Regions from separate parts of the Homo sapiens genome. Here region 1 is linked to region 2. A link is an interaction called in ENCODE POLR2A ChIA-PET data of the cell type or tissue named here. Cell type or tissue: OCI-LY7. All regions are shown on one strand.

What was found. ChIA-PET counts read pairs that join two places held together with the same protein. Peaks named below come from ENCODE experiments on the same cell type or tissue, not always from the same donor. Only the 100,000 strongest peaks of a DNase experiment are listed, where the experiment ranks them.
Region 1: POLR2A ChIA-PET joins it to region 2 with 6 read pairs; 4 of 35 experiments call an interaction of 5 or more read pairs at or near these places.

Annotation. Positions count from the first base shown.
Region 1 is chr5:123,481,431-123,485,430 of GRCh38, reverse strand. No RefSeq gene overlaps it. Among named protein-coding and RNA genes, the nearest start is that of CSNK1G3, 29 kb to the left of the region's middle. In OCI-LY7, no CTCF peak of the experiment used is centred here; no DNase peak of the experiment used is centred here.
Region 2 is chr5:123,547,963-123,551,962 of GRCh38, reverse strand. All of the region lies in intron 2 of CSNK1G3 (casein kinase 1 gamma 3), which reads right to left. Among named protein-coding and RNA genes, the nearest start is that of CSNK1G3, 38 kb to the right of the region's middle. RefSeq lists an enhancer at 2,102-2,241. In OCI-LY7, no CTCF peak of the experiment used is centred here; a DNase peak (open chromatin) is centred at 2,252; H3K4me3 peaks cover 1,162 bases; H3K27ac peaks cover 1,539 bases.

The sequences.
Region 1 (4,000 bases), 67 kb after region 2:
ACAGGGCACCAAGCACAGATTGGAAGTTCAGAAAAGCACCCAAGCCTTTGGTAGGGATGAGGGACTAGCAAGAAGCAAAGCAGTATTTCATTCCAACTTCAGATCCAGGAAATAAGACAAGGTCCTGGTCACTAGAACTGGAGTCTCAGAAACAAGGAAATTGAATCTCAAGAACAATACAGAACCTATGCTAGAACTAAACCATAATGCATAGCCTGACCAAAGTAAGAGCGTCTCAATGCACAGTCCTCTCAAAGCTGGACTGGAGTTAAAAAAAAAATATTAAGGGGCAAGCCTATAATGAAAAGGTTGTGAAAACACTATAAGATTATGGAGAGAAGAAGATATTGGGACAATGACTACACTAATCCTAAAATGTTAGGGTGAAAAAATACTGCCTATAGGGGATATCTGTTTTGTTTTGTTTTTTTTCCTGCCCTTCCTCCGGTAACAGATAGTTTCCTAGTTTGCTTTTGAGACTCCTCCTCATTTACCATAAAGGCATAGTGGTTGCCAAAGATTCTTGCCCACCCTAGACCTCGGACCCTAGCTAGATCAATTCTCTCCCTCCCAGAATGTTAATCTCCGAGTAAGGAAGGACAGCATGGAAAATAATTGATGCTATTTTATTCCTAATTCTGGACTTCAATGAACACCTAGTTGCCAAGCTGTCTAGTTCCTATCCTTGCTGAAGTCTGGGTCTTCATTATTTCCTGGATTTTGGAACTATCCATATCCATCCAATGTATTTGTTTTCTTTAAATTAGCTAAGGTGATTTCTGTTGATAAGAACCAAAGTATCAATGTTAAAAATGATAGCAAGATTCTGGTTCTTTTCAGAAGCAGCCTTCCCAAAGGTAGAGTTAGAATCAATGTCCCCAAGTCCACAATTTGGGGAACCCCAAAGAGCTGCCCTCTATCTGCAGAATCATGTTTCTCCAGAACTCTGCCAAGCCAGGCAGATTCTTCCATCCTAACCTTCTCCAACCCTACATTCTGACAGCTAATGAAAACATTTTCCTAAGCTCCAAAATACTTAAAGCATGACCTAATTCTCTGATTTCTCTACAATTTAAAATATTTCTATGTTAATAGGTTAAATATTGTCTTTATATTCAATGTTGGAAAGAAATGTCAGATCTAAAACAAATACATTATCACACAAACAATATATTTTTGATGTACTGAAATTGAGTGAAAAGATTGTGGACAGGTAAAGATATATACCTAAATTAGATCAGGCTAAACATAACCACTTTATTAGAAATGTGACCAAGAAAATGATCATTTTCTTATTAAAAAGCTAAAGCAGAAAATAATTCTTTTTAGCTCCATGTCCAAAGGTTTCTTTTTTCTTAAAGCACATCATTTAGGAATTTACAAACTTGTATAGATACAAATTTTTTTCCAGGTCTTTGACTCAATCTCAATATTTTCATTATAAAAACTCAAAGAGCCACAAATGGTGAAGATAAAACAATGAGCCTTAAACTACAAAGAGGTAACTGAAGTTATTCATAGCCATTTTTACTGGCAATCAATATGGTATTGATTTTCTCTTCTTGCTACTCTTGCAGTAATGTCCTTGGCTTGAAACTCAGCCTAAGCTAGGAAATATTAGCAAATGAAATAATTCAAACCTAAGAAAATGGCAAGAGGAAACAAGAAAGTGAAAGCCTGTATATACTTCAGGGATGAAAATAACTGTCTACTGGTAGTTCATTCTGCTAGTCAGAAGGTGGTACCATGGTGACCCAGGCTGAGATTAGGCCTAGTGTGAAATTCCTGGTTTCACTGTGCTCCACAGCTAAAGACCACATGCATATCCTAGCTAAGAGCATCTGTAGTGACACAGAGAAGTGGCCAAGAGAGTCTGGATCTGGATGGATTCACATCACCATTACTGCAAAACCTACTCAAAGTGCATGCCCTACTGACTGTGAGTCAATAGCATTATCTGAGTACATGAGGAAAAGCAGAATCTCATTCAAATTTAAAAAGAATTGATCAAATTGGAAAATTTTAAAACTATCATGCATTAAAACAGACCATTACAGAAGCCCTGGGGAAATTCATTCCAGAAGTGGAGGACAATGATTTCTTACAAAATTGAACATGTTGAGGGCTATGTTGAGTAATTCACAGGAAAACATCAAAGCCCAAATTTCAACTGTGAAAACTAGATTCCAAATAAAGAAACATCAATTATAGTGTCATATTTGATCAATGTAATTTCAGTTACTTTGAACAAGTCCATAAAATGACTAGTCTATGCTTTGTAAAATTGTCATTAATCAAATCAAGGAGTCACATACGTACAAAAAGCTAACATGGTAGATGAACTGTGTCTGCCTCTAAATCACAACAGTGGTTATAAGACACCGGCTTTTAAATATTTCTTTCCTTCAGCATCTTCTTGAAAACATATTTTCTGGGGAACATCTACTATCCGACAAGTGTTAAGTCCAAGGTAAAGCCACAATTATTCTACATTAAAAGTACAAAGATGGGTCATTTAAATATTTTTCAAAGGACTTTTCAAAATAGTGATATAAGGCCAGGTGCCGTGGCTCACACCTGTAATCCTAACACTTTGGGAGGCCAAGGCGGGCAGATTGCCTGAGCTCAGGAGTTCGAGACCAGCCTGGGCAACATGGCGAAACCCCGTCTCTACTAAAAATAGAGAAAATTAACGTGGTGGCACCTGTCTGTAATCCTAGCTACTCTGGAGGCTAAGGCACGAGAATTGCTTGAACCCGGGAGGCAGAGGTTGCAGTGAGCTGCGATCATGCCATTGCACTCCAGCCTGGACAACAGGCACTTCCCATCCCCCTGACTCTGTCTCAAAAAAAAAAGGTAATATAAAAAGATTATTAATTTTTTGGAGTGCAATATTCAGGATGTGAGTCATGTTTATTTTCACAGAGCAAAACTTCCTATAGCCACAGGAAAAGTTGTACCTTGTTGCAAATGGCAGAGTTCCATAGTAAGAGAGGCCTGAAATTGAACTTGGCACGTAAATGATACAGTTCACTTATAAAAGGAGAGAGTCAACGGCACCACAACCAAACTAAAATCTGCGGTGTCCACATAGACAGTCTCCCTGTATCCCAGCATATTTGTTTAAGCCCTTCTTTGCAGAATCTTCCAGAATGGTACAGAATGATTTTCTGAGCTACTCCTACACTAATTTCCTTTTGCCAAAGCATGGAATGAACCCAATAGCCTTTTTCCCCTCTGTCCCATTTCTCTTGCTAGTAGGAAAAACAAAAACAAACACCTTAAGCTTTGTTCGTGTGTACATTTTAGTTAACTATAATACTATCCTTTTCTAACATTAAGTAATATGTCATTATTCAGGTATTTTCCCATGCTGGCATTTCATAGAAATAATAGAAGTAACCTTGTAGTTCACCCAATCTAACACTTCACTTACTGATAAGACAAAATTGTGTCCTAGAGTTAGAGGATTGGTTTTAGTTCACTTCTCCAAAGCATAAAAATGATTGCTTTTGCCATGTTTGCCATTTCACTGGCACTGTATTCTCTTTCCACATACACTGGAACAGCTCATTTATTCTGGGTTTTAAAAGAAAGGCTTAGCTCTAAACAACACAATTAACTCTGCAAATTACACAAATACATTACCTTGAACAAAACACCCATTTAAATGACTAGTATGTGCTCATTAATGTAGAAAGCAAATACTTGGGGTAATTTTTTTTTTGAATAAGCTACTGCCCATTAGAACCCATGATAACAATTAGATGTCAAAAATATAACTAAAGAGAGATGTGCAGTCTCCCTGGTAGATCTGCTGTTGGTATCAGACACCATTGAACTAGATGGCCCCACATTGGATTTTCCAGACACTGCAACATATGCCATCCTATGCAGTAAATAGCGAGATCCAGGGTCCAATACGTTTTGTCAGGTATCATTTGATAATAAGAATTCTAACTGATTGGAAATTGTTAACTGGGCGTAGGAAACTTCTAGG
Region 2 (4,000 bases):
GAATTTTGGAAGCACTAAGTATATGAAGATAATTTGATTAATGTATAAGTACACTAAAAAGAATGAAAAAACTGTACAATATGATTTCTGAATTTCCAGTATTTTTTCAATTAGCATGTATTACTTTTATAGTGAGGAAAACAAAACAATGATAGTTTTTTGGGGTTTTTTTTAATAGTGAGAGTAACTGGCCCTGGTCACATTGGCTACTGAACACAGAAGAAGCAATCAACAACTATGACACATGTGATTTTCCAGCATAATGGCCTGAACCTCCTTCCATACAGCAGCTGATGAACAGTAGCAAAACTTCTAGGCAAAATTTCAGCTTCAGTTGTGTTGCCACCTTTGTACAGTAGTGTTTATTTATACAAATATTATAATACTTTTCTGAATTTTGTCCTTATTGTACAAAATTGAGAGAAAATAAAGGGCAAAAAAGAAGTATTCATATTAACGCTAAGTAACATAGGTGTCATAAACTCAATACAGTTGGCAAAAAGGATGGAACTCAACAGAAGTTCCAAAAGTGGTCAACTTTAAGCTCTATTCATATACTCATTGAACCTATATACATATTTTTAAAAATTACGGAATATTTCATATTTTTAGTCAATTAGTTCAATGTTTAGATGTGCCTTCATATACATTTTCAAAAATGCATTATGAATGAAAAGTTAGGTTTCCTCTAGTAAACTTGGCAGTAAATAATTTAATGATATTCACAATGAAGAACTTGATGTCAAAGAACATTAACAAAAGACAATTCTGGTTTTGAGTTCCAAGACAGAATTTTTATTTCCCAAACATATTATCATCTTTTCATAACTATTTTGTATATGATGTTTATTCACAAGTACACAAGGAAAAAATTTCACAGGACAAGAAGTTAGGTTAACTACAGATCTCAAAGAATCAAAATATAACAAATGCCTCTAAAAGTACTATTTTTGTTGGCTTTCATACCTTTGAGGTCACAGCAGAAAGCACTAAATCCTAAAAGGATCATCTTTTTTTGAATACTAGAGATGTTGCTGAAACTTGAAGTCACAATTATGAACAAAGATTAAACAATAACACAAGTGCATTTTTGTCACCTAGCATAGCCACAGCCTCACTTTTAATCAGTATTTGTTATAAACATAAACAAACAAATGATGCACAAAGTATGTGTTTATGTATGGTGTGATTGAAAGGGAGGGAATGTGCATGTAGTGAGAATCCCATTAAAAGAAAAATCCAAGTAAACTGGTGCCGGTTAAGTGATGTTTTAATCCAATTTTAAAAGACATTTCCAGTAAAGCATTGTGCCATATTAAACTTGAAAATATAGTTTTACCAATTTTGTGGCTTTGGGGTGGTAATTATCAAAAACTATGTTCTTCAAAAACTACACATATATGTTTACAGCAGAAACAACTATTTACCCACCAATAGCCATTCTCCCCCTACAGAATGCCCAAGCTTGAAAATGGCTGCCCAGCTAAAGACTACATTGCCTGCCTCTCTTTCAGCTTAGTGTGGCCATGTGACTTAAGTTCTGAATGTCAGTAGACATTAAGTATGTTCCTCCTCACTTCCAGAAAGGAATGTATATGCTCCTGCCCCTTTTTTTCTTTATTCTTCCTGGCTGGGAGATGGAAACAGCTAAAGCAATTACCTTGTGCACAGAGACGGAAGTCACATATTAAGGATGCAGAGGTACCCTGACAGCCTTCGGGTTTCTCCCTCTGGTCTGTGTCGTGTGAAATGAAAATAAACCATTTGCTTGAAACCACTATATATTGGAATTTTTCGTTACCGTCTTACAGTCTATTCCTTAGTTATTACATTTTTCAGGTAAGTTTTATAATAGCTTCAGTTAGAAACAGCAGAAAAATCAATAAACATGAAAATGATGAACCCATCCAAATCTACATATTCATTTGATACATATAAGGCCTGCAGAATTTTCAACAAAGCAACTATCAAACATAAACAATAAAATAAGGAGTTATTAGCTATGTAGGAATAAGAAAAGAAAAAACAAAAATAAGAGATGTTATGGAAGCTCCTGTGGCATACTTAATTATGTCAAAAGTTACAATATCTTATTTCAGGTATGGTTATTCATTAAACAATACATAATATTCTCTTCTGTGCTCTTTTATGATAGACAGATGTGGCCACAGAGCACAAAGGAAAGTCCCTCATGAAAACAAAGGTTACTATACTTAACAAATTCTAAACAGGAAGTCACATCGCATGCCACACAGGGTCACAGGGGAAACACTAGGTTTTGGTTAGGTGGCAGAAAAACAAGAGCAAGCGGAGTGCCTAGGCCAAAGCATTTACTGGGGTTTCCCAGCGAAAGGCAATGCAGGGCAAGGTAAATGGTAAAGGATTACTTAGTTTGAATAATTCCAGTGACTTTTGGGCTATAAGAATGGGTCTCTAGCTTCCAGGTACCTGGCCCTGGGGAAGATAAGGTAGAGGAATATTGCCTCTTGGGTGTATGGGCCAGATAGAAAAGGAGTGTGGATTGGTTAGAGCACATATCATAGGCATGCTCCCAGCTGAGTTTTTGGCTAATTCTAAGAATTGGCTAACCTCTGGAGGGGTAATCTCTTCCCAGCCAGAAAGGTTTTTTAAGATGTCAAAACATCATAATATACAGAAAAATAAAAATACATATATAATACAACCCTATATTTTAGCTAGCTATGTTTGGTCTTATTCAGTGCCTGTCAAAAACATTCCTAGGAGTTTGACTGCCTAAACTAGAAATACATCTACCAATGGCAGAATGCAAACCTTACTACCAACACATAAAATAAAACTACAAACACAGAAGTTCTCAACTATGATGGTTCAATTTGAGATATTTCAACTTTATATAATGATGCAAAAACAACATGCATTCAATAGAAATCATACTTTGAATTTTCCTGGACTAGCAATATGAAGTATGATACTATCTCTCTATGCTGGGCAGGTGCAGTGAGCTGCCGCTCTCAGTCAGCCACACAATCATGAGAGTAAACAACCAATATTGTACAGCGTACTGTGTTGCCAGCATTTTCTGGATATTGTGTTTTGGGGTTTCCAATGTCATTATGTCTATAAAATGCCCATTTTCAACTTATGATATTTCAACTTAAGATGGGCTTATCAGGATGTAAACCCATCTTAAGGAGTATTTGCACATCAATTCACCTTCCTTATTATCATTTTTTTTTTTTTACAGACAGGATCTCACTATATTGTCCAGGCTAGACTCAACCTCTTAGAATCAAGCTATCCTCCTGTCTTCCTAACTCAGCCACTCCACTCCAGTAACTGGAACTACAGGCATGCCCCACCACACCTGACTGTTCATTCTAAACGAAAAACAGAATCCAGATAAAAATGATAAACACACGTATTTAAATTTGAAAGCAAATAAATAAATATAATTTAAAATTATTATTTCAAATGTTTACCCATTTTTTTTCATCTCATGGCCTTTTTTTTTTTTTTTTTTTGAGACAGAGTCTTACTCTGTCACCCAGGCTAGAAATGCAGTGGCACAATCACAGGTCACTGCAACCTTAAACTCCTCAGCTCAAGTGATCCTTCTGCCTCAGGCTCCTGAATAACTAGGACTATAGGCATACACCATCACACCTGGCTAATTTTTAAATTTTCTGTAGAGATAGGCTCTCACTATGTTGCAGAGGCTGGTCTTGAACTTCTGGCCTCAAGCCACCCTCCTGCCTTGGTCTCCCAAAGTTCTGAGATGATAGATGTGAGCCACCATGCCAAGCACCACAAGTCTCAAGTTTTAAATGCCCTGCAATGTCTGGGACAGTATTCTACCCCAAAAAAGAACTGCCCAGCCCCAAATACCAACAGTACCTTTATTGAAAATCACTTACCTATAACATGTATACCTTATAGTCTTTCTTAGCCAATACTAACCATATAAAATTTCAGTACCAGTAATCAAATGTTCAAGATGTATCTATTAATGAGGTTTTAA